Linked DNA regions of Homo sapiens: all the other regions are linked to region 3. A link is a loop called in an ENCODE intact Hi-C map of the cell type or tissue named here. Cell type or tissue: PC-3. All regions are shown on one strand.

Evidence for each region. Hi-C counts contacts between places; a loop is a spot of excess contacts. Peaks named below come from ENCODE experiments on the same cell type or tissue, not always from the same donor. Only the 100,000 strongest peaks of a DNase experiment are listed, where the experiment ranks them.
Region 1: it touches region 3 in a loop (21-fold over the local background); 5 of 110 quality-filtered maps call a loop at or near these places.
Region 2: a loop joins it to region 3, with 6 times the contacts of the local background. A loop is called at or near these places in 3 of 110 quality-filtered maps.

Annotation. Positions count from the first base shown.
Region 1 is chrX:70,419,632-70,427,631 of GRCh38, forward strand. KIF4A (kinesin family member 4A) reads left to right here. Exons shown (of 31, transcript NM_012310.5): 30 at 30-152; 31 at 431-1,255. The coding sequence ends at 634. It overlaps GDPD2 (glycerophosphodiester phosphodiesterase domain containing 2), which reads left to right and starts at 3,683. Exons shown (of 16, transcript NM_017711.4): 1 at 3,683-3,751; 2 at 5,345-5,458; 3 at 5,723-5,826; 4 at 6,132-6,225; 5 at 6,421-6,480; 6 at 6,740-6,838; 7 at 7,017-7,110; 8 at 7,235-7,380; 9 at 7,506-7,588; 10 at 7,682-7,832. The coding sequence starts at 5,354. LOC105373244 (a long non-coding RNA gene) reads right to left here. Exons shown (of 3, transcript NR_171576.1): 3 at 7,730-8,000. RefSeq lists enhancers at 2,649-3,637, 3,638-4,626. In PC-3, CTCF peaks have their summits at 3,609 (motif pointing right) and 3,814; no DNase peak of the experiment used is centred here.
Region 2 is chrX:70,473,583-70,481,582 of GRCh38, forward strand. DLG3 (discs large MAGUK scaffold protein 3) reads left to right here. Exons shown (of 19, transcript NM_021120.4): 10 at 5,568-5,682. Among named protein-coding and RNA genes, the nearest start is that of DLG3-AS1, 22 kb to the left of the region's middle. RefSeq lists a silencer at 1,868-1,987 and enhancers at 3,513-4,411, 6,470-6,971. In PC-3, no CTCF peak of the experiment used is centred here; DNase peaks (open chromatin) are centred at 4,079 and 5,899; H3K4me3 peaks cover 3,267 bases; H3K27ac peaks cover 5,341 bases.
Region 3 is chrX:70,550,823-70,558,822 of GRCh38, forward strand. TEX11 (testis expressed 11) reads right to left here. Exons shown (of 30, transcript NM_031276.3): 26 at 3,829-3,978; 27 at 2,484-2,592; 28 at 1,304-1,424. Among named protein-coding and RNA genes, the nearest start is that of DLG3-AS1, 99 kb to the left of the region's middle. In PC-3, a CTCF peak has its summit at 3,510; no DNase peak of the experiment used is centred here.

The sequences.
Region 1 (8,000 bases), 130 kb before region 3:
TATAATATGCCTGTCTGCTTGATTTTCAGGATAGCTTGGGCACTGTTGAACGGACCCAGGATTCCGAAGGCTCCTTCAAACTGGAGGATCCTACCGAGGTGACCCCAGGATTGAGCTTCTTTAATCCCGTCTGTGCCACCCCCAATAGCAAGGTAGGTGGGCTAAAAGGCAGGCATTGGAAAACTGGATTAGCGTCCTTCTCTGCATTATCTATGAGAGACCAGTAGGAGAGAGGCAGGTGGAGTAAAGGTGTAATCAGCTTGCTGGGAACTAGGGATCGGGCATAGACTCTAGTCTGGTTTTTTCCATAGAATGATCTTAAAGAACACTTCATACTACTGGGAGTATGTCGAGCATCTATAGCAGCTCGGCTGGGCTGAGCTTCTGCCCCTTTCTAAAGTCTATTCATACCTGTCTCTGTCCCTCCTAGATCCTGAAAGAGATGTGCGATGTGGAGCAGGTGCTGTCAAAGAAGACTCCCCCAGCTCCCTCCCCTTTTGACCTCCCAGAGTTGAAACATGTAGCAACAGAATACCAAGAAAACAAGGCTCCAGGGAAGAAAAAGAAACGGGCTCTGGCCAGCAACACCAGCTTCTTCTCTGGCTGCTCCCCTATCGAAGAAGAGGCCCACTGAAGTTGGAGTCATCATCTCTACCCCCAGTCTGGCTTGGGAGATGCTTTCAGGTTGCAGCCAGAAGGGGTTTTTTAAATGACTTCTCTGGATTTCAGGTTTCTTGCTGTTGAAAAAAGGAACAAAGCGTTACTGAAAAGAAGGTAACCTTTGTTGGATGTGGGCCTTAGCCTCCAGGTCCAGACTACTACTCTATGTTCTCCAGAAGGGTGCTAAGTCACCTACTGAAGAGAGAACCAACTGACTTTCCTATTGACTCATCAGGAACCAGTCCTCAGTCTGGTCAAGTTGTTTCTTATTTGTGAGCAGTTCAGGCTATCTCCTGATGGGGATGAGGCCAAGGCTTTCTTATCTTTTGGTTGTCTCTGCTTAATGGAGGAGCCTGGCCTAGGATGGAGGCCTGGCTTAGATCTTTCATTCCACCTCAGGAATGAGGTTGTGATCTTTCCTGTCCTGACCCTCTCTGAATTATGTTTCAATAGTACTCTTGATTGTCTGCCATGTTGTTGAAGCAAATGAATTATTTTTAAATGTTAAGTAAGTAAATAAACCTTAGCCCGTCTACTGTTTGGGAAGATCCTTCTGTGCTAGAGGGAGAAATAAAATTTCAACCTGTGTTCCTCAGCCCCTGAGGAAGCTATTAAGGGGATTCATTACAAGTACCTGAGCCTCCCTGCCTTATTGTAGCTGCCCTCTTTCCCAGAGGGTATTGTGGAGTGTGATGTGTCTTTATGTTGCTCTGCTACCCTAGGAAATCAGAATCGCGTTAGCAAGGCCAGTGGCCTGACCTCCACTGTAGAACCTGCCTGGCTTCCAGATTTGGGAGGAAGAAACCGCATTTACTAACCATCTCCATGTTCTTGCTACAGTTTTATTTGTTCTTCATACACACACAAAAAGGTCAACATAGATAGATGTCCTTATTTTGCAGATGAGGAAACTGGGGTATAAAGAAGTAACTTACCCAAAGTCACAAAGCTAGTGAGCAATAGAGCTAGGACCTGAACGCAGAGCTACCATCCAAGCTTCACTCTAGCCAACTCTCTAGAGTGCCAGCAGCAGCCACTTCTAATGCCCTGCAGCCTAATTTCTTAGTGTAGGAGGGGCGTTGCACCACACTGCTGTCCAGTCCCAGGACAGAACAGCACTGGCTCCTTGCATTCTCCTTTGAAAGATGCTTACGCCTTACAGTCTATCAGTGTTCTCTATCTCTGCTTAAAGCTAAAAGGGGGCCAGCCCTGGAATGCCATACACAAGCTGCTGACTGGCCTTGTAGCCTTCTGAGGTAGATGCTCACAAGCCCTGCGCTTCATATCCATGCATTCTGAATCCCAAAACCCTTCTCCCCAAAAAAGCTCCCAAACCATCCCCAAACACTCAAAAGCCAAGACTCCTCTAGAATCCACCAGAGCCCAAGCAAAAGAAATTGAGCAACAATCTGCCTAGAATGAAGCCTGCCATGGACTAGGTGACCTGCTGGTCCTCCCTGGCCTCCTGCCAGCAAGCAGCCCTGCTTCTCTTTGCATTTTAATGCCGAGGGAGCAAGGGAGCCTCTGCCATTGCCAACTAGAGCCTCTGGATACAATGGGAAGCCTGAGTGGGAGGGGGGCCAGCTCTTGGCATAAGAGAGCCAGTCTTCCTTCTCACTGTTTGAAATCCAGTGTGTGTTGGGGGAGGGGTAAGCAGGCTTATCCCCAGAGAAAACATCCTTTCCCACCAACACTGCACTAATAGCCCCCAGACCTCGAGTCACCACATCAGGCGTAATGTAGAGGGAGAGGTCAACCAAGCCAGCCCCTGGCCCCCATCCCACCCAGACCCCTGTGCTTTAGCACTAAGCAAACTATAGTGTGCTAGCCAGCCCTTCCCTGCTGATGCTGATGCTATAGTAACAGCATCTTTTCTATGTGTTCATCTTCCAAAAGCCTGTGACCCCAATATACTCTACACTCCTCAAAAGATTCTTGGAAAGAGACTCATATGCCTTAGGGACAAGGCAGCAGAAATGACACAAGTCCTGAATGAGCATCTCCTGTCTGGGGTGATGAGGGAAGGTGGGAGAACTGCTAGTGTCACCCAGGATCCACAAGGCCCATGGGGACCTCTGGTCCAGAAACGGCAACTTGCTATCCAGAGTTCAGGAAGTAGCTTGCAGCTTCTGTTGCCCAGGCTGGAGCACAGTAGCACAATCTCAACTCACTGCAGCCTCGACGTCCTGGGCTCAAGCAATCCTCCCACATCAGCCTCCCAAGTAGCTGGGACAAATGACCAAGGCTTGTCTTTGCTTTAAACCTGGCCTTGTGAGATGTCCCATGCAACTACCTAGTCTTTGGTAGGTGCACACCATCATGCCTGGCTAATTTTTGTATTTTTTGTAGAGACAGGGTTTCACCATGTTGGCCAGGCTGGTCTTGAACTCCTGACCTCAGGTGATCCACCCGCCTCGGCCTCCCAAAGTGTTGGGGTTACAGGTGTAAGACACCGCGCCAGGCTGCAGCTTCTTATACATGCACCTTGCTGAATTAGAAGTAGGAGCTCAATAGGGGAGGGAGCCTAATGAATCAAGGCTGTATTTCCAGGGAGCTTGAGACTTGATGTTAGGCTTACACACACGCACACACACACACACACACACGCCTTTCCAGTGGGCTGGCTGGGCCTCTTCTCCTCACTGCCAAGTTGCAAAGTTGTGTGGTCACCTCCCCCCCCCACACACACCAGCTTCCCGCCAGCCTGTGCCCTCAGCCCTCGCCTCCCTGAGCCAGGACAAAGCCCCGGCAGTGACTGGGAGGGGAACAGGAGGAGGGACAGAGGGATGGGAAAGCCTGCACAAAGGAATTCCTCACCCCAAGCCCCCTGACCGCCAGCGAGTAAAGAAGCAGATTTGCTCTCCCTCCCGCTTCCTCCCTCCCATCTTCCCACCCGGGCTGTGCCCAGGCCACAGAGCAGCTGCAGGCCTTGGGAGAGGACCCACACAGCCTCCTGTAGGTGGCAACAGTGCCACCTGTTTGACTCATAGGGCTGAACCGAGGACTGAAAAAGGGAGGAGGCAGACCACTCGGAGAGGAGCTGGGAAGCAGTGCAGAGAGGAGAGCGGAGCGGAGCTGCCGCTGAGCAAAGGTGTGAGGGTTCGGGAAGGCTGGGGGGCTACAGGTGGGAGCTGTGGAGCAGAGACCAGCTCCATCCCACTGGGATTGGGCCGGGGGATTGAATGGCACCCCTGTCAGCAACCCTACTTGGGGTTTTCAGGCTGCTCAGACCCTGATCCCATCCTACAGGCAGCTCCTGAAGGGAGGGGACTCTGGAAGGCAGTGTCTGGGGTGCAGGGGTAGGACCCCAGGGGAGGCAAGAGCTTAGAGCAGGCTATCAAACCAGCTCCAAGATGGGCAGAGGCAAGGGCTTCCCTTTGGGTTGGCTTTTTACCGGGAAGGGTCTCGTAGAGGGGAGGGGTTTCCTTCCCCCAGCTCCAGCTCCTCACCCCTACCCTAACCCTCCTTTCCCAAGGCAGCATAAAGAGGGCAGTTCAGAAGCAGCCACACCTTCCTGCTTACCGGACCCACCCACTGTGCACCCCTCTAAGACTCCATAGCCTCGGGAGAGCTCTGAGGACAAGAGGTCCTGTCCCTCAGCCCGCACGCACACATGCTCACACACTTTGGGTGTATCCAGGGGCTCCTTTACATACTCAAAGTCACCTAAAATCATATTGTACCGACAGCCAGTTGTGCTGTCGCGTGCAAATGCTGACACAAATCACATACCGTCTCGCGTAGAATCAGTCACGTACCCAGCCAAGTCTGGGGATCAGCTCAGTCAGCCAAACCCAGAAGCATAAGGTACAGGGGTCCCCTGCCCCAAGACAACCACACCCCGCATACACACCTTTGCCCTGCGTTTGTTGTACTTTCACCAAAGCTAACTTAGAGGGTGGGGCTCCTAAAGGCGAGTCTGGGCTTCTGGTTGGGGTTGGGGGATGACTGGGCAGGAAAGGGCAGGACTTGAGGGGAGGCTCTGTATTTTGAAAATCCAAAGATTCCTTTAGAAGACTGGGAGTGACCCAGGCAACATGTTCACCTCAAGTCTTTCTCTTTTTGGCAGTGCCCTTTGTCCCCTGAGAGGTGGACACAGAGAATCTTTCAGGGATTTGTGATCTGAATAATCTCTATAACCATAGCAACTGGCCAACTAGCTGGGCCTTCCTTAGCCCCAGGTCAGAACTGTAACCTTTGCTTCAGGTTACTCCTGCTTCCTGGGCTGGAAAGCAATTCAACATGGGGTTGCCTCCAGCTTGGCCAAACCTGCTTTAACTTGCTGAACTGAGTTTGTCCCACCCTGGGCAGTTTCTCTTGAGTTCTTACCCCCAGGGCAAGCACTCCATCCCCAGAGGTGTGTGCTGTTAAATGGGGAGGAGCTGGAGAGAGTGGATATGAATCCTGCCCGAAAAGAGGCTGGACCTCTTGGGTGTCCCACTGACTCTCCAGGTAACAAGATTAAAGGGAAACGAAGGCTCTGGAGACTGTCTCCCATTGCCAGGCTTGCAGCTGGGGCTGCTCGCCTCATCCACTCTGGCACTCTGGGCCTGCCCCGTGACCTCCGTTGCTGAGCAGCGGCCCAGGCCTCTGCCTCTCCCCCGGGCTCCTCAGATACACTAGGAGGGAGACTGGGATCTGCCCTCTGCCAGGGTCCCTGATGGTCGAGTGTCCCTTCCCCCAGGCCTTCACCATGGCCGAGTCCCCCGGCTGCTGCTCCGTCTGGGCCCGCTGCCTCCACTGCCTGTATAGCTGCCACTGGAGGAAATGCCCCAGAGAGAGGATGCAAACCAGCAAGGTGGAGTAGGGATGGAGGGGGGAGGCTGGAAGTCAGAAGGCAGAGGCTCACTGGAGGGGATAAGGAGGCCAATTGTGCTCATAGACAGCTTGGGGGAAGGGGCTCTCTCTCCCAGGAAGAAAATCTCCCTCAAATATGGAAAGAGCTGCCCCCCGAGCAGAGCAGCCCAACACGGGGCAGGCAGCTCCCTTTAGCTGCCACCCGTTGGGGACTCTGAGTTTGAAGTAGGTATTGGTTGTGAGTTTCTCTCCTGCCCCTTTGCAGTGCGACTGTATCTGGTTTGGCCTGCTCTTCCTCACCTTCCTCCTTTCCCTGAGCTGGCTGTACATCGGGCTCGTCCTTCTCAATGACCTGCACAACTTCAATGAGTGTGTCATGGATTCCCCCTGCTTCCCCAGCATACCTGTCAACCTGCTCCCCACCCTGGGACCCGGGGGTGGCCCACTGTCAGTCATCCCCCAGCCCTGCCCAGCTGCTCAAACCCAGCTCTGCTGCTACCCAATCTCCTTAGAAAATCCCTCCACAAAATCTCCTCAATCCTTGGAGCCCCTGGCCACGAGGGGCTTTCTCCTCACTCCCTTCTAGTCTTCCTGGATCCACCCACCCCACCTCCCCTCAGGCCACTATTGACACCCCTTCCCCCACTTGGACACCTCCCTCTCCCCTCCCACAGATTCCTCTTCCGCCGCTGGGGACACTGGATGGACTGGTCCCTGGCATTCCTGCTGGTCATCTCTCTACTGGTCACATATGCATCCTTGCTATTGGTGGGTCCGGAGGCCGCTGGCCTAACCCCACCTCAGCCTTCCTTCCTGCTTAGTTTTAGCTCCCTATTCTCATCCTGGCCACTGAGGGAGGGGGCTAATTCTTGGGTAGGAGGGAAGTACCAGCCTGGGAAGCCCACCTCAGTAACCTTGCTCCCCTCTTGGCACCCCATAAGTCCCACTGCTCTCTTCCTCTAGGTCCTGGCCCTGCTCCTGCGGCTTTGTAGACAGCCCCTGCATCTGCACAGCCTCCACAAGGTACAGTAGGGATGGGAGTGCATGGGAGAGGGGGCCACTGGGCTCAGCACTTGGCTGGCTATTTGCTGAGGACCTCACTTTTATACCCCCGGGGGGTCAAGCCCAGGACCTGAAGCCCAGTAAGTGTTGAGTGAAAGGAGGAAAGCAGATGTGTCAGGGGAAGGGAAGGGTCGGGTCCCATCTCTATAGAGTGAAGGAGCAGCTCACCAACCATGAGCCCAAATTGACCAAGAGGCCTCATTCATCCCTGGCCCCCCAGGTGCTGCTGCTCCTCATTATGCTGCTTGTGGCGGCTGGCCTTGTGGGACTGGACATCCAATGGCAGCAGGAGTGGCATAGCTTGCGTGTGTCACTGCAGGTGAGTGGCCAACCTCCAGTGTCTAGACGGGAGCCTTGGCTTGCAGCCAACCCTAGAACATATCTCGCTCCTGTTCCCCCAAGACTGCAGGTAGCTCTGAACTCCAGCAGTCAGGCCCTAAGAGGAAAGCGGGGAGGGGCACTGGAGAAGAGCCCACCTCACCAGCTCTTGTCCACAGGCCACAGCCCCATTCCTTCATATTGGAGCAGCCGCTGGAATTGCCCTCCTGGCCTGGCCTGTGGCTGATACCTTCTACCGTATCCACCGAAGAGGTGCCAACGCTGCTGCCCCACTCACCCTTGCTGGCCACTCATGCTCTGCCACCTGCACTCTGCCTTCCATCCCCAGAGCTCTCCCCTTGCCCATTCTTGAAAGCCTGTCCCCCACTCCCCACAGGTCCCAAGATTCTGCTACTGCTCCTATTTTTTGGAGTTGTCCTGGTCATCTACTTGGCCCCCCTATGCATCTCCTCACCCTGCATCATGGAACCCAGAGACTTACCACCCAAGCCTGGGCTGGTGGGACACCGAGGGGCCCCCATGGTGAGTGTTGGACAGAATGCTGGGAGGGTGGGGAGGGTCTGCTCGTTTGCACCATAGCGACCAGGCCTGTGGGTTCCCAGTCTCCCACCCTTCCCTGCTACCTCATCACCTATTCCCTTTCCCAGCTGGCTCCCGAGAACACCCTGATGTCCTTGCGGAAGACAGCTGAATGCGGAGCTACTGTGTTTGAGACTGATGTGATGGTCAGGTGAGGGAAGCTGGGGCTTAGGGGATCTGGGGGGCTGAAGGACATGATGACCAGCCCCAGAGCTTGGCCCTCTGACACCCCTTGTGCCCTCAGCTCCGATGGGGTCCCCTTCCTCATGCATGATGAGCACCTCAGCAGGACCACGAATGTAGCCTCTGTATTCCCAACCCGAATCACAGCCCACAGCAGTGACTTCTCCTGGACTGAACTGAAGAGACTCAATGCTGGATCCTGGTTCCTAGAGGTGAGGACAGCCTCTGCAAAGAGGCAGCCATCTGCAGGGACACTCAGAGAGGGCAGAGTTCATTCTGTTGATAAGCATTTGCTCAGCCCTGTGCTAGGCAATAAGAACATAGTCTGTGCTCTCAAGTCACTTCCACCTAGTAGAGAGCCTAGGCAGCAGACGATTCAG
Region 2 (8,000 bases), 77 kb before region 3:
TAATTTTTTTTTATTTTTTTTTATTTTTAGAGACAGCATCTCACTCTGTCACCTAGGCTGGAGTCCAGAGGTGTGATCATAGCTCACTGCAGCCTCAAACTCCTGACCTCAAGTGATCCTTCTACCTCAGCCTCTCGAGTAGCTAGGACTATAGGTGTGCACCACCATGCCCAGTTAATTTTTGAATTTTTTGTAGAATTGGGGTCTCATTATATTGCCCAGGCTGGTCTTGAACTCCTGGTTTCAAGCAATACTTCTACCTCGGCCTCCCAAAGCATTGGGATTACAGGTGTGAGTCACTGTGCCCAAACTTAGAAAATATTTGAATAAATAAATGAATGAATAAAACTTCTTGGAATGAGGTAGGAAAGATGGTGAAGGATGTAAAGGTTGTTCAGTGTCAGGCAGGGGAGAAATGTTTCAGGAGCAGGGAATAACAGGTAGAACTGAACAAGCTGTATTCAAGGGGTCCAGGCAAGCTAGCTCAAAAGAAGACCTGTGTAATTCAGATGTGGGATAGATAGGCTGGCTGTGATGGGAGGATGGTTGTAGCAGTCCTTGAAAGTTTGGCTGACATAGTAAAAGTAAAATTCTTTAGTGCTCATTGAGTCGTTATAGATACTTGGACAGGGGGGCTACAAATTCAAGCTTTAGGAAAGCTTTTCAAATAAGAATCTAATCTGGATTGAGTTTGTAAAGCCTTGGGGCAGAAGACCAGTTAGGGAGGTACAGCAGTGGCCCAGAGAAGAGATAATAAAATAGTCAAGGGAAAATTAAGACACGAAATCAACAGTACGGCAATGACAATTAAAAGTATAAAGAAATAGATTGAGGAAGCAATTAGGAAGAAACATCAGCAAAATTTGAGGAAACACTGGTTGTATGCAGGGAAAAGGGGGTGTCGTTTACAGTAATGGGGGTTTGGCATGAGGAAAAAAAAGGCTTGGTTTTCAAGTTGGGGGCAGATTTAATGTAGTCAAATTAGGTAGATACTTATAGAGGTAGATATAGTGTCATGTAGGTGGAACAGCGTCTTAACTCATGGTTAAACAGGGCCAGGGAAAGAGGGAGAGAAAGACCTGTGGACTAAGGCCTAACCTGGAGAACCAGCAACTCCACTCACCAAGAGGACACCTTTTCTATTATAATGCAGACAACATTTTAGCTCCTCTTTGTCCATTCCAGAATAAAATCTTTACTTTTGCATAACCAAAAGGCTCATTAAACTGTTTTTCTCCAAACAAAAGATCAATTTGTCCTCAAAGGTAAATTCTGCCTCCACTTCAGAAACAGAAAAAGTGCTGGAAGAGTGGAATAGTAGTTTATCCTTAGTCAGAAAGGTTTCAGGATGTTGGGGTTCAATTTGGTAGTGCTAATCAAAAATTTTAATTTGCATATAATTTGACCCTGCAGTTTCACTTCTAGGAATCTATGCAACAGAAATGCTCAAACAAATATACAGTGCAGGCCGGGCATGGTGGCTCATGCCTGTAATCCTAGCACTTTGGGAGGCTGAGGCAGGTGGATTCCTTGAGGTCAGGAGTTCGAGACCAGCCTGGCAACATAGTGAGACCCCCATCTCTACAAAAAATAAAATATAAAAAACAAAAAAAAACCCACAAATACACAATGCAGCATTGATTGTAATATTAAGAATTGTAAACAACTTAAATGTGTATCAATTGAAATATGACTGAATAAATTATGGTCTGTCCATAGTATGGAATCCTATGCAGCTATTAAAATGAAGTCTGTGTACTGACATGGATGATTTTTTGTTTGTTTGTTTGTTTGAGACAGAGTCTTGCTCTGTCACCCAGGCTGGAGTGCAGTGGCGCGATCTCGGCTCACTGCAACCCTCGCCTCCCAGGTTCAAGCGATTCTCCTGCCTCAGCCTCACTAGTAGCTGGGACTACAGGCGTGTGGCCACCACACCTGGCTGATTTTTGTAGAGACGGGGTTTCACCATGTTGGCCACACTGGTCTTGAACTCCTGACCTCAGATGAGTCACCATGCCTGGCCAACATGGATGAGTTTTCATGATGTATCAGAAAATGAAAAAAGCTTGCGTGTGAATTGTGAGTACATGTATATAAGCCATATATGCATGGAAGTAAGTCTGGAAGGACACATACTAAAAATACCAACAGTGGTATCTTCTGGGGAGTGGGATGGAGAAGTGATACAGAATTTTTAAAAAGTGTAAACTCAGCAGCTTTCTTTGCAGGCACATAAGACTGTGGCATCTTTAGGGCTTTCCTTTCCTGAAGGATTTGCAATTGTATTACCAAGTTTTATTTTTGAGAGCTTATCCACTCTCTGGCCCCACCTTTCTTTTCAGAGACACTGCAGGATCCAATTCTGTAAGTTAAGACCAGCAGCTCCAAACTTTATCAGAATCACACTGATGCTTGTTAAAATGCAGATTCCTGGGCCCCTGCTCAGTAGATTCTGATTCTGTGTATCTGGGATGGGGTGCCAAATCCTGATCTTTTAGAGGCACCCCAACTTGTCAGTGACTGGGGCAAAACCCTTCTTCGGTACTGACTTCTGATTGTGCCCCCTCCCACTTGTTTCTCTGTGATTAGCAACTGGGAAAAAGGAAAGAGGGCGATGACTGGATATCTTTGTGGGTCACAAACAGTTGGGTTCATCTGAATGGGAAAAAACAAAGCAGTTTAGTAGACTTGAGATTTTAGTGTTGCTTCTTTGAAGTGGGCCCTCTGGGTTAGAGGCTGGTCAGGTGGGCTTCCTAGGCGGTGACTTTGGCCTAGGAGATGTCCTCCAGCATTGGCTGCGATGGCTGTGTTAGTGACAAATCAGAGGGAAGGAGGGAGCTTGGCGAGTCCTGAAGTCTTAGAATTGAGATGCTTTTTAAGGGAAGCTTTTGTCCTGGGAAAATGATACCTCTAATATTTAAGATGAGGTAGTATCTAAGTCTATTCTAAACAGTTTTTTGTTAGAATGATTTTTCTTTGTTGTAAAAAGTTGTTAATCAGCCGCCTATTGTGGGTTGTTAACATCTCAAAAGGGTGTTTAAAAATAATAAACCCCAATTGCTCCCAACAATTAACCTTGGGAACAAAAGTAAATGTGAATGCTTCTTAACCACCTTTCTAAGCCCTCAGTGAAGCTGGCAGCCATCAGTTAAATAAACCATTAAGTTTATTAGTTTAAGAATAGAAGTGTCAACTTGGACACAGTTTTCTAATTTGCTCCTCATTTACCCAACAATCATTTATTCAAAGGCTGCTCTGCCTAGTAGACTTTAGATAAATCTACAAATAAAAGCCAGAGACTGATGGGCAGCTGGAACTCTAAGGGAATCATCCAAATGGAAAAAAAAGTGAATAAAACACAATTTAATAAACTTGAAATTTTAGCAGCACATGTAAAAACAAAAAGCGTATGCCTTAGAGCAATAGCTTTGTTCTCTTTCTGTAGTCTATTTTAAGTGGGCCCTCTGGCCCAGAATTATCAGCCTTGGATTAGGAGCTTTGAGGAAATGGTGGTTTCGTGGTTGTTTTTTAAAGGATTTTTAAAGAAATGTAGTTACTAAGCAACTGCCATGACCTGCTGCTAAGTTGGAGTTCAGCGGGCAAGTCGATTCCAAAGAAGGGAATATATAAACAAGTTTCAAGAAGGGGAAAACATGGCTTAAAGATAGATTGGGTGTACTTTTTTGTTCACAGTTCAATGCATAGTTCTTTCTCTCTTTGACTTATCTTCCCCTAAGAAAGGGCTGCCTGGTCAGAAATCTTTGTCTCACACGGTTCTGCCCATAGCCGGTGAGCTCAGAGGAGGGCCAGAAAGGAACAAATGAGAAACAATCCCCACCCAGTGTAGAGGGCCAAGCCCTGGGGTGGGGCCAGCACCCAGGCGGTCTCCAGAGGTAGACTGGCCTGCTGTTATGCTCTAGGACAGTCCAGGGCTTAGGTTGGGGCACCTCATTGATATTGATGGCTTGCCGTGTAACCCTCAGAACAGGAACATTGTCCAGCTGTTGTCTCTCTACCCTCCGCCACCCCACCCCCCGCAACGTTTAATGGGTGAGTCAGTGACTTAACTGCTTCCTCCAGGATTTCAGGAACAGGAGTAGGTAATGAGGACAAATCACCATAACACCGGCGTGTGATGAATGAAAGAGCACACGAATTTAACCCGTTGGTTAAACTGATATCACAGTGAACAAAAGAAACTTTGTTGAGAGGAGGTTATTTGCCTCACTCCATTCCTTCCCCTTTAGGCTTTAGCAATTCCCCTTACACCCAGTTGAAGGTCAGTCTGGTTGCTTTGCAGAGGGAAGGGGAGTGTCAGGTGCTGGAACAGGTGTTTTGTTTTCTCCTGTAGAGTCATACGGACTAGGTGGGGATGCTTCTTGCCAGCCCTCTATGGTGCACGAAATTGCTTTTGTGGAATTTTTTCCCCTGGAAGTGTGTTTGTTTTTTAAAGCAGTTTCCCAACCTTCAACCCCTAGTATAAATTTTGACTCGCTTCAAAGTCAGCTTGTCATAGTGAAGTGTGCCTGTTTTCTAGCATTTCCACGGCCTGTGGCCTTAGATATACCCCATTTTATGCGGCAATTATAGGCCTGGAAAATGTGTAATTGTGTGTTTGGTAAGTGTGAATATTGTATTTTAAATGTCCTAGGAGAATGTCACAGCAAAGCAGCCCTATAAAAAGCCTTTTATAATAATTGTACAGCTAGAGTTAATTTTCTTGTATCAGGTTTTCTTAAATTCGGCATAAACCTGTATTACATTTCCAGAGTGATAAGGCTGTTTCCAGCTGTTGTGATGGTCTCAATGGGCTATAAGGTTAGGGATGGACTTATGACCTCACTGACTGGATGATTTTGGAGGTGAGAGGTGTCAGCCGACTTCTCGGTTTGGGAGAATTTATGTTTTAATGTATGCTACTGAAGCCAAAGAGGCTATTGGTTAAAAGGGAAATAACTCAGGAGAGCTTTAATTCTCCTCATATGGTTGTTACGGTTGTGAGGTTTGTTTGTTTTTACCTCTGTACTGGGTTCCAATATCACCCCCCTTCACCCCAGCCAAAAAGTCATCCTGAAAAAATTGTCTTCTTGCCTAACAATGATATAATTGACCTCAGGTCCTTTCCAGCCCCTCCGCTCTGCGTCTCAGGGCCATCTGTTCTCTGCAATCCGCTTTTTGGGAAAGTCTCCTTTCCCATCTGCTCTCCTTGGGCCTTAGTGTCAGCTCTAAAGATTTATAAAGGTTGCACTGGAACCTCTTTCCAGTTGTTATTTTTATAAAGGATCAGTGACATTTTGAGGCAGATAAGAGCTTTGTGCATTTGACCTGCCCAAATGCTACTCCCTTTTCAGGTGCATTCTTTCCTTCTGTTAGTCTGGGGTTGAAGGGAAGTCTGTCTTTCTGTGCTTAGGAGGAGGGACTTTGCTTATCAAAGCAAAGACTGAGTGGGCTGGCTCTGGCTGCTTTTAAGCCAAGGGGCCTTCTGGCTTTTTGGCTGCTGGCATGCAAGCTCAGAGGCGCTCCTTGAGTTCATTCTTTTCCCATCTTTTCCCTTGTTTCCGTGACAGAATACAGTCGCTTTGAATCGAAGATACATGACTTACGAGAACAAATGATGAACAGCAGCATGAGCTCTGGGTCTGGGTCCCTCCGAACAAGTGAAAAGAGGTCCTTGTATGTCAGGTAAGTTGCCCTTCAGAGCACTAGCCCTTGTGCTGGACGAGGAGAGCTCCATGCCAACCCAGCCCTTCTTATTTAACTAGTGGGCTAGGGAGTATGTACTCCCAGTTCTAAAATAACGCTTCTCACTGTATGCTTAGGTTGTGTATTTTATGGTCAGTGTCTCCTCCCTTTTGTGAGCTGGCTTCTTCCTTTTAGCTCATGAATGACTCAGTATGGGAAAATTTCAGTTTGCTCTAATTGTAAAAGACTGTTGGGTGATTGTTGCTAGTCAGCATTCAAATATCAGTCAAATGTTCAAAGTACTTTGCTTGCAATCTGTGCTTTGAGGGGAAACTTGCCACCCCCCCATCCCCTTCCATGTATGCATAATAGACATCAGGATTTGTATCTGAGCATAGCAACTATCGCAGTGTTCTGGTACAGGATCTCTTTTAAGAGACCAAAGAACTGACAGGTTGCTGCATTCTGGATGTTTTATTGTGATTCCATTCCCCCCTCACCACCCGCTGCACTGGTCTGCTGTATCTATGAATCATGGGATGTATAGTGTATGTGCCCTAGGAAGAGGGAGGGGGTGGAGGGAACAGATAGGTAGCATGGAGTATATTGCTGCTGAAAGCTATTCCAAGATATTTCCAAGGTTGAGCTTCTCTGACCCTTGAGGCATAGCTTAATACTTTGTCAGGTCAAAGTACAAATCTCCTGGGGAGTTGGAGTGCCAAGTGAATACTGTGGACTCCTCATAGAATTAGGGATAGCTTCCTTCTTCCTGCTTTGGCTTCTTGGCAAAACTCCAAAATCTGGTGCCAAGTACATTGTATCCTCCAAGGTTAAAGCCCTTAGAGAAAGGTGGTGGGGATTACTCTCCTGAGCCAGAAGTTGCTACAGTATTGTGTTTAATGCTTAGGTGTGGGGTCATATCAAACTCTTGGGCTGAACTTTTTCTAGTGGCCTCTGATACCTGGCTGGGAAGTTGCACTTGCTAGTTGCTTGGCAACGTGACAACTGCTCTGTCCTTGGGGTGTGAGAGGACAATAGTGAAGGGATGTCAACGCTAATTGCAGTTTTTCTCATGGTGCTTGCTTTTCTTTTTCCCCAGTTGGTGGTCCCTGACTCTACCGCAGGGAGTGGAGCTAAAGGAGCCCATCTCTGAGCCTGAAGCCCACTAGAACCCTTCACAATCTTTCCTAATGTGAACCCTCAACTCCACCCCTTGTGTGTTGAAAGCATGTGCTATGCTTACCTCCCGCTGTGAAGGGAGAATGGTAGGAAGGCGGGACTAGTCACTGGTCATTTTTCCAATTCCCCGGAAAGGAAAGTTTTGTTTTCTGTCACTAAAGCCCTTGCTCCCAGTCTGCAGCCTGGATACTGGGGTGCTGATGGGTGAAATCAGAAATGCACTGTCGACCCCCCAAAATAGGTAATGGTTATATGACTTGGTCAGGATTGTTCCGTTCCGTGCTTCCAGCCCCCGCAGATGTGGCACTCCAGTGTGCGTGGGAAGCTGCTCTTTAGGCAAGACAGTTTCTTTGGAGAGCTTTATTTTTAGATTTCCCCTCTCCGCCTATCCTGTGTTAGAGTTCTCTCTGCCTGGGCAGGGGGAGTGGGACATTGGCTCCCGATATGGAGCACTCTTCCCTGGCTCAGGCAAGGGAATTAAAGGGATACACTTAGCTTAACTCTGGGGCGAGGGTGGAGACCATGACTGTGTCTAGTGAATCAGTTTATATAATCTGCCCGTAACCTTCTCTAGATAAATTATCTGTATCCTCTGAGGAAAGTAGATGTGGTTAGGAAAATAGTAACCATTTGTGATCACTAGATTTAATCAGGGGCACTTAATGTCTTATGGCTAAAGCATTGAGCTGAGGCCCTTTGCTAAGCTAACCCCTTTATCAGAACCTGGCTTACTCTCTTCCCTTTTGTTCCTGATTTTGGCCCTTCACTCTACACTTGGTTCCTTTTCTTCAGCATGTAAACATATTTAAGCTTCTTCCATTCTTAAAAAGAAGAAAATATCCCTTGATACCAATAGTCCCTTAAACTATTGTCTTGTATCCCTTTGCTTACTGCATTTGCCAAATTATTGGCCAGAAAACACTAGCTCCTCAAGATATTACTAAGTATTGTGTGAAAAATCAGTGGTTTAGTAAGTTGGGCAAATGCAGGCTTAAACAGAGGAAAATGGGGCTCTTTCCTGTGATTAATCTCCAGGAAGGACTGTACTAGGCAGTGTTTCCCCAAAAGATAGAGCGTGGGAGCCTTATTTGAGAAACCTATGTCAACATCCAGGTTGGGAAATGTTGGAGTACTTGCTG
Region 3 (8,000 bases):
ACTATGGAGAACAGTTCGGAGGTTCCTCAAAATACGAAAAATTGAGTTACCGTATGATCCAGCAATCCCACTACTGGATATATACCCAAAAGAAAGGAAATCAGTATATCAAAGAGGTATCTGCACTCCTATGTTTGTTGCAGCACTGTTTACAATAGCTAAGATTTGCAAGCAACCTAAGTGTCCATCAACAGATGAATGGATAAAGAAAATGTGGTACCTATACACAATGGAGTACTATTCAGCCATAAAAAAAATAAGATCCAGTCACTTGCAACAACATGGATGGAACTGGAGGTCAGTATGTTGAGTGAAATAAGCCCAGCACACACACAAAAAACAAACTTCACATGTTCTCACTTATTTGTGAAAGCTAAAAATTAAAATAATTGAACTGCTGGGGAGAGAAAGAGTAGAGTGATGGTTACCAGAGGAGGGGTGGGGGAAATGTGGAAATGGTTAATAGGTACAAAAAATAGAATGAATAAGATCTGTACTTAATAGCACAACAGGGTGATTATAATCAACAATAATTTAATTGTACATTTTAAAAAACTAAAAGTATAATTGAATTGCTTGTAACACAAAGGATAAATGCTTGAGGTGATGGATACCCCATTTATCCTGATATGATTATTATGCATTATATGCCTGTACCAAAAAATCTCATGTACCCCATAAGTATGGGTACATGTACACCGCTATGTACCCACAAAAATTAAAAATAAAACATTTTTAAAACTAAAAAACACTGGATTGTAGTGATAGTTGCACAACTCTATAAATTTACTGAATTGTGCACAAGCCATGGGTGAATTTTATGATATGTGAATTATACCTCAAGAAACCTAATTTTAAAACAACTGAATAAACCTGCACAGAAAAGAAAAAGAAATCAGCAGAGGAGGGACTAGAATACAGGTCTTCAATGTTCCTTCTACTCTTCTGAGAAAGGATGCTTCTGAGAAAGGATGGGAATAGCAATAACTTTTTTCAAAAGGTTCATATCATCACAGAGAAAGTAATCATCCCACCATGATTTGAAAATATAAAATAATTCAAAATGCCTGGTGGTACTGCTACTTGGACCTAATCCATAATACACTTGTGTTAGAAAATGTCTACTTTCAACTATTTATATTTCAGAAACCCAGGAAAATTCTGTAGTGTGTAACTACAAAATTGTAATATGAATTTATCCTAAAACTCATATCAGAAAGCATTATTGTATATAATTTATAGTACACAAGACAGTTCAGTTCTTTAAAATTAACTGAAAGTTTAATATCACTATTTGACTTACAGTGCGGCTAATGTGGCTCAGAGCATCTTCAAAATAGCCCCAAACTTCTTCCAGGGGACAGAGCTCTACATTCGACGCCCCATCTGGCACTGAGAGGTTAACCAAGTTGTGCATACATTTGCTGAAAATCAAAAAGAGAAAACTCATCCCATAAGGAAAGAAATCATTGGCTTCATGGCTAAGATAAGTAAAACCTGGATCTCATCCCAGACTAACAGCTTCAAAACACTTCTGTTCTTCCCTCGGTTTTATCTGGCCTCCAACCTCAGAAGACAGATTTTTGAAGCTGTAAAACAGGTTGACCAATCCTTTCTTTTTTCATGCCTATGGTTGTCTTTCATTCTTTTTTTAGTTTCCTGCACGAAGGAGTTGTGGCTGTCTATTATATTTTATGAGCTGGTTCAATTTACAGGCATTTTAAAGCATCTCGGTACTTCCTCAAATGGGCAAGGGAACTGGGGTTTAAAGTGGAATGATTCCACAAGAACTGTCTTTCGTGCCTTAACACAGGAAGACTGTAATGATGTTTTCCAGACAAAAAAAGTCACACAACATCTATTTTTCCCCATGTCTGGACACAGAAAACAAAAAAGTCTCCAATAGATAATATTTTATACAGCACTTATCGGTGCTTAAAGTGCTTAGAAAAATAATGAGGCAAACATAGCAAGATGTTAACATTTGTTAAATCTGGGTGCTGCGTGCCTGTAATCCCAGCTACTCATGAAGCTGAGGTGGAGAATCATTTGAGCCCAGGAGTTTGAATCCAGCCTGGGCAACATCACGAGACCCCATCTCTAAAAATAAAACAAATAAATCTGGGTGGTGGATACGTTGGTGTTTGTTATATTAACCCCTGTGCTTTTCTGTACATTTGGAATATTATTTAGTGATGAAACAAAGAAAGAAAGGTACTTAGCAGTTTTATTATATACACAGATTCACACAAAGAAGCAACTTTTCCCCTTTTTTTTCTCCTTTGGGAAAACCAAGCTCCTTGACTTTGCTAAATAATTATTGGTCTGTAATACAACTCTCAGTATGGAGCTGTTCACAAGAATGCCCCCAGATCATCCCCATATCATCTTTAAAGTTGAGTCAATTAAGAACGATTGGTTACTTTTGAGGCATTGACTATAGTTCTTTTGGCTAGCAAAAAGGCTGGATTGTATTTACTAACCTGTATTGTGATATATCAATTGGTTCTTCCTTTTTGTAGAGCAATAAAGCCTTTTTCAAGGCCTTGAGAGCAATCAAAGGATAGTGTGCAGGCTTTTCCATTGCTATTACTAGAGTAAGAAAAGGAAAAAGGTTGTGAACATGATAATGTCACCCATCACAGTTTTCATCCCAGGCTACCACTTGCTTTCTCTAATGAAACTGGGCTGAAACAGATGAACAAAAATAAACAACAATGAATTTTATAAATGATAAATCTACAGTCGCTTTTGGAAATAGCTTCTACTTTCTGGGCAGAGTAGCATGGTGGGATTACCAGGTAACATCCTTTTTTCAGCAAACATCAACAGAAAACCTACTGTTTGTATGACCTTGCACACAGTCATACAGGTGAAGCAATAATCTTATGAATGACAGTCAAGGAAGGGCACACTAAGAAGGAAACAGAAAGCAGATCAGTAAAAGGGCACTAATTGAAACAGGTTTGTACTAAAATGTCCTATTTTTATCTGATACTAAAAATAGGAAACACTTGACAAGGGAGTATCAGAGGTAACTAACCCTAAGACTTCCAGATGCATTTAACAGATTTTTAGAATTGGAGTTCCATTATACAAGGAGCAGTGGTTGCTGTCACATGTCCATAAAGTATATATCATCTGCTCCATGGCTCTAGGAATTCTGTCTTGGCAAGACCAAGGAAAGGCAAATGTGACTCTTGTGCACTTGGAGCTACCTAATATTTTTATTAACCACACACATGCTCCTGAAGAGGGTGAGAGATAAAAAGGGAAGATAATTAGGCTGTTTCCTGCAGTGTACTCCCAAAAAGGCTCTATGCCCCCAAACCCACGTAAAGTTTGGCCTGAAATTTGAGAGTGGCAATTGTGTTAAAAAATATTACCAGTATTTCTCTGTACATTTCAACAAACAGCTAAGATTGCATCACTTTTGATTGTTGAAGCACTCAGTTATTTCTAGCTAGCCCAGAAAAACTTTCTAAAGTTTGAGCTCCCCCTGTTGTGTAGTTACATAATTAAATTCCACACAGAAAAAATTTGAGCACCTATTAGGAGCAATGAACTTCGCTAGGGTTTGTAAGTACAAATTAAGTAATTATTGTTTATGACCCTAAAGAGATTATAATCTCATAGAGTGAAGAAGATAAATGCACAAATGATCATAATACAAAATAGTCTAAGAATGGCATTAGAGAAGGAGAAACAAAGTGCTATGAGAAAAAATTATTTCCTACCTGGAGGTAAGAAAGAAGAGTAAAGAGAAGAAAAAAAGTCATACGATCTAAATGGGCACCAGCCTTACAAAAGCATAAATATAGCTCTTACTTGCAATTGTTTCAAAAGTTTTAGTTTCTAAATGAGGCAACTCCCACACTGATTCCAGGAAGCTTTCCAGTAATGGATCATTCAATTTGGCTCTAACTTCAAACTCGTACAGCAGAAGCAATTTCTCACATGAATCATTTGAGAAGGTCCCTAAGAAAGAGGCAAAAATGCAACATTCTTTGTGATTATATTATATTATTCTCTTTGGTTGTAATTTCACTAACTGGAGAGGTTTTCCTTCTAAGAAATATTAATTTTACTTACAATTTGAAGGTCATCTTCACTGCTGTAGACAGATTCTAAATTTTATTTTTGTTTTTTATTTGATTCTAACATTTTAAAATCTCTAAGCTAACCGCTACTTCCAACATTCTGTAGCGCATTCACTAGAACTACCTATATTTTCTCAAACAATTGCCACGATGCTTCTAAACAGCCTGAGAAAACCCTGCTGCTATTATTGATTCTAAATCAAATCCAGTGTTTACTTGCTTCTTGTGAACTTTCAACTGGGCTGGTGCTCACTCTAATGGCCGAGTTAACCAGAAGATACAGTGCTGTATAAACCAACAGTGACTTTATTTTAAGCAGAATAGAGGAGAGTTTCCAAACTGTTTCATTAGTCGACAGAATTTCTTGGGCATCAGCATAGAAAGAATTTCATGTCAGGTGTCATACACTAAACTATGTGAGACACTTTTCATTCATCCTTCTTGGTAGATTGAACATTGAAAAATGTTTTGAGGTATGACATATATACAACAAACTGAAAGAAGTGCTCTAACCTTAAACAGCTTGATGAGTTTTTACATGTGTTTAAACCCGTGTAATAACTACCTAGATTGTGATAACAAACACTTCCAACAATACAGAAGGTTCCTTTGTGCTCCTTTCCAGTCAATACCATCCAACCAAGGTAGCAACTATCTTTGCTTTTCTGCGTTTATGTTTTGCATCTATTTTCATGAGGAATCTTGGTCTGCAGTTTCTTATATTGTCTTTGTCTACTACTGGTATCAGGATAATAGTCTCATAAGATGAACTGGGAATTGGGCCCTCCTTTCAGGATGAGTTTGTATAGAGTTGGTATTACATCTTCTTTAAATGTTAGGTAGAATTCTTCAATGCAGTTTTCTTTGTTGGAAGATTTTAAACTATGAATTTAATTAATAGGCATAGGAGTATATATTTCTTCTTGAGGGAGCTTTGGTAGTTTGTGACTTTCAAGAAATTTGTACATTTCACCTAAAATTCTAAATTCATGGACATAAAAGTGTTCATAATATTCCCTTATTACCTTTTAAAATGTCTGTAGGATCTCTAGTGAGGTCTCCACATTTATGCCTGATATTGTTAATTTGTGCTTGATCTGCCTGGCTAGAGGTTTATCATTTGTATTGGTCTTTTCAAAAGAAAAAAAAACTTTTGGTTTCATTGACTTTATCTACTGTTTTCTGTCTTAAATTTTATTGATCTGTGCTCTTATTTTTATTACTTTTCTTTTGCTTGATTGGGTTTAATTTGCTCATTTTTTCTAGTTTCTTAAGGTGGAGACTTAGATTACTTGAGACCTTTCTTTTTTTTTCTAATAGGAGCATTTAATGCTATACACTTTTGTCTAGATACTGCTCTAGTTGTAGCCTACACATTTTTATATGTTGTGTCTTCATCTTCATTCAATTAAAAAAAATTCCTAATTTCCCCTGTCACTTCCTCTTTAGCCTACTGGATTATTTTAAAGTATGTTGTTTAATTTCCAAATATTGGAAGGTTTTACAGATAACTTTGTATTATAGATATATAATTCTCTTGTGGTCAGAGAAAATACTTGGATATTTCAATAATTTTATGATTTCAATACTTTTAAATTTTTTGAAGTTTGTTTCGTGGTTCAGAATATGGCTTACAATGATGAATGTTCCTTGTGAATTTGAAAAAACTGTATTCTGCTGTTGTTGGGTAGAGTGTTCTAAATGTCAATTAGGTCAAGTTGGCTGATAGTGTTGCTCATGTCTTCTACATCTTTATTGAGTATTTGTTGACCTATTCTATTGATTACTAAGAAAGGAATATTCAAGTTTCCAAGTAGTTATGGATTTGTCTATTCCTCATTTTAGTTCTAGCAGTTTTTGCTTCAAGTGTTTTGAAGCTCTGCAAAATAAATCCATTTACAATAGCATCAAAAGGAATAAAAACATCAATCTTATTCACAAGATGATATAATCTTGTGAATAAAATTCCTAGGGAATCCAGTAAAATGCCATTATAACTAATCAGCAAGTTCATCAAGATCAATATACAACAATCAAGTATTTATTTATTTATTTATTAGAGACAAGGTCTCACTATGTTGCCCAGGCTGGTCTCAAACTCCTGAGCTCAAGTGATACTCCAGTCTTGGCCTCCCAAAGTGAGCCACCATACCTGGCCAATTCTATTTTTATATAGCAGCAATGAGTAAGCTGAAAATAAAATTGAAACAATTCCCTTTATAACAGCATCAAAAAGAAGAAAATACTTAGAAATAAAGAACAAGGACCAGGCACAGTGGCTCACAACTGTAATTCCAGCACTTTGGGAGGCCAAGGCAGGTGGATCACTTGAGGCCAGGAGTTTGAGACCAGTCTGGCCAACATGGCAGAATCCCATCTCTATAAAAAAAAAAAAAAATTAGCCGGGTGTGGGGGCGCATGTGTGTAATTCCAGCTACTCAGGAGGCTGAGGCATGAGAATCACTTGAACCCGGGAGGCAGAGGTTGTAGTGAGCTGACATCGCACCACTGCACTCCAGTCTGAGTAACAGAGTGAGACTCTGTCTCAAAAAAAAAAAAAGAAAAAGAAAGAATTAGTGTGTACGTTTATAGTTTTTAGTGTATAAGTTATGTAACTTAGTTTCCATTTTGTTATGTAACTTATAAACAAAAACTATAAAACATCATTGAAATAAACAAGATGTAACAAAATGGAAACATATCCCATGTTCATGGATTTGATGATTTATCATTAAGATGATAACACTCCCCAAAATTATCTATAGATTCAACACAATCCCTATCAGCATCCCAGCTCAGTTATTTTTTTCAGAAACTGACAGTTGATCTTGAAACTCGTATGGAAATTCAAGGGACCCAGAATAACCAAAACAATCTTGAAAACCAAGAATAAAGTTGTAGGACTAACACTTCCTGATTTCAAAGCTTACTAGAAAGCAATGGAGGCTGGGCGCAGTGGCTCATGCCTATAGTCCCAGCACTTTGGGAGGCTGAGGTGGGCAGATCACTTGAGGTCAGGAGTTCGAGACCAGCCTGGCTAACTCGGTGAAACCCTGTCTCTACTAAAAATACAAAAATTAGCCAGATGTGGTGGTGGCCACCTGTAGTCCCAGCTACTTGGGAGGCTGAGAGGAGAATTGCTTGAACCAAGGAGGCAGAGGTTGCAGTAAGCCGAGATGGCACCATTGCACTCCAGCCTGGGCAACAGAGCAAGACTCAGTCTCAACAAAAAAGAAAGGAAAAGAAAAAGAAAATAGAAAGCAATGGTAATCAAGACAGCATGGTACTGACATAAGGATATATATATATATATGGAACAGAATTGACAACCCAGAAATAAAACAATGTGTCTGTGGTCAACTGATTTTCCAAAAGGGGCAAAGACCATCCAATGAGGGAAAGGATAGTCTTTTAATCAAATAGTTCTGGGACAACTGGATAGCCACATGATAAAGAATGAAGTTAGACCCTCACCTCATAGCATATACAAGAATTAACTCGAAATAGATCAAATATTTAAAGATAAGAGCTAAACTATAAAACTCATGGAAGAAAACAGAGGGGTAAACCTTCATAACTTTTGATTTGGCAATGGATTCTTAGATATGATATCAAAAGCATAAGCAATGAAAGAAAAATAGATAAACTGGACCTCCTCAAAGTTAACGAATTTTGTATTTCAAAGGACATGATCAAGAAAGAGAAAAGACAATTGACAGAGTGGGGCAAAATCAAGGCATATATCTGATCAAAGACATGTATCTAGAATACATAAATAACTCTTGCTATTCAATAATAAAAGGCAGCCTAATGAAAAATTGGGAAAGGGTGTGAATAGATACTCTCCAAAGAAGATATACAATGGCCAATAACCATCTGAAAAGATGCTCAACACCATTG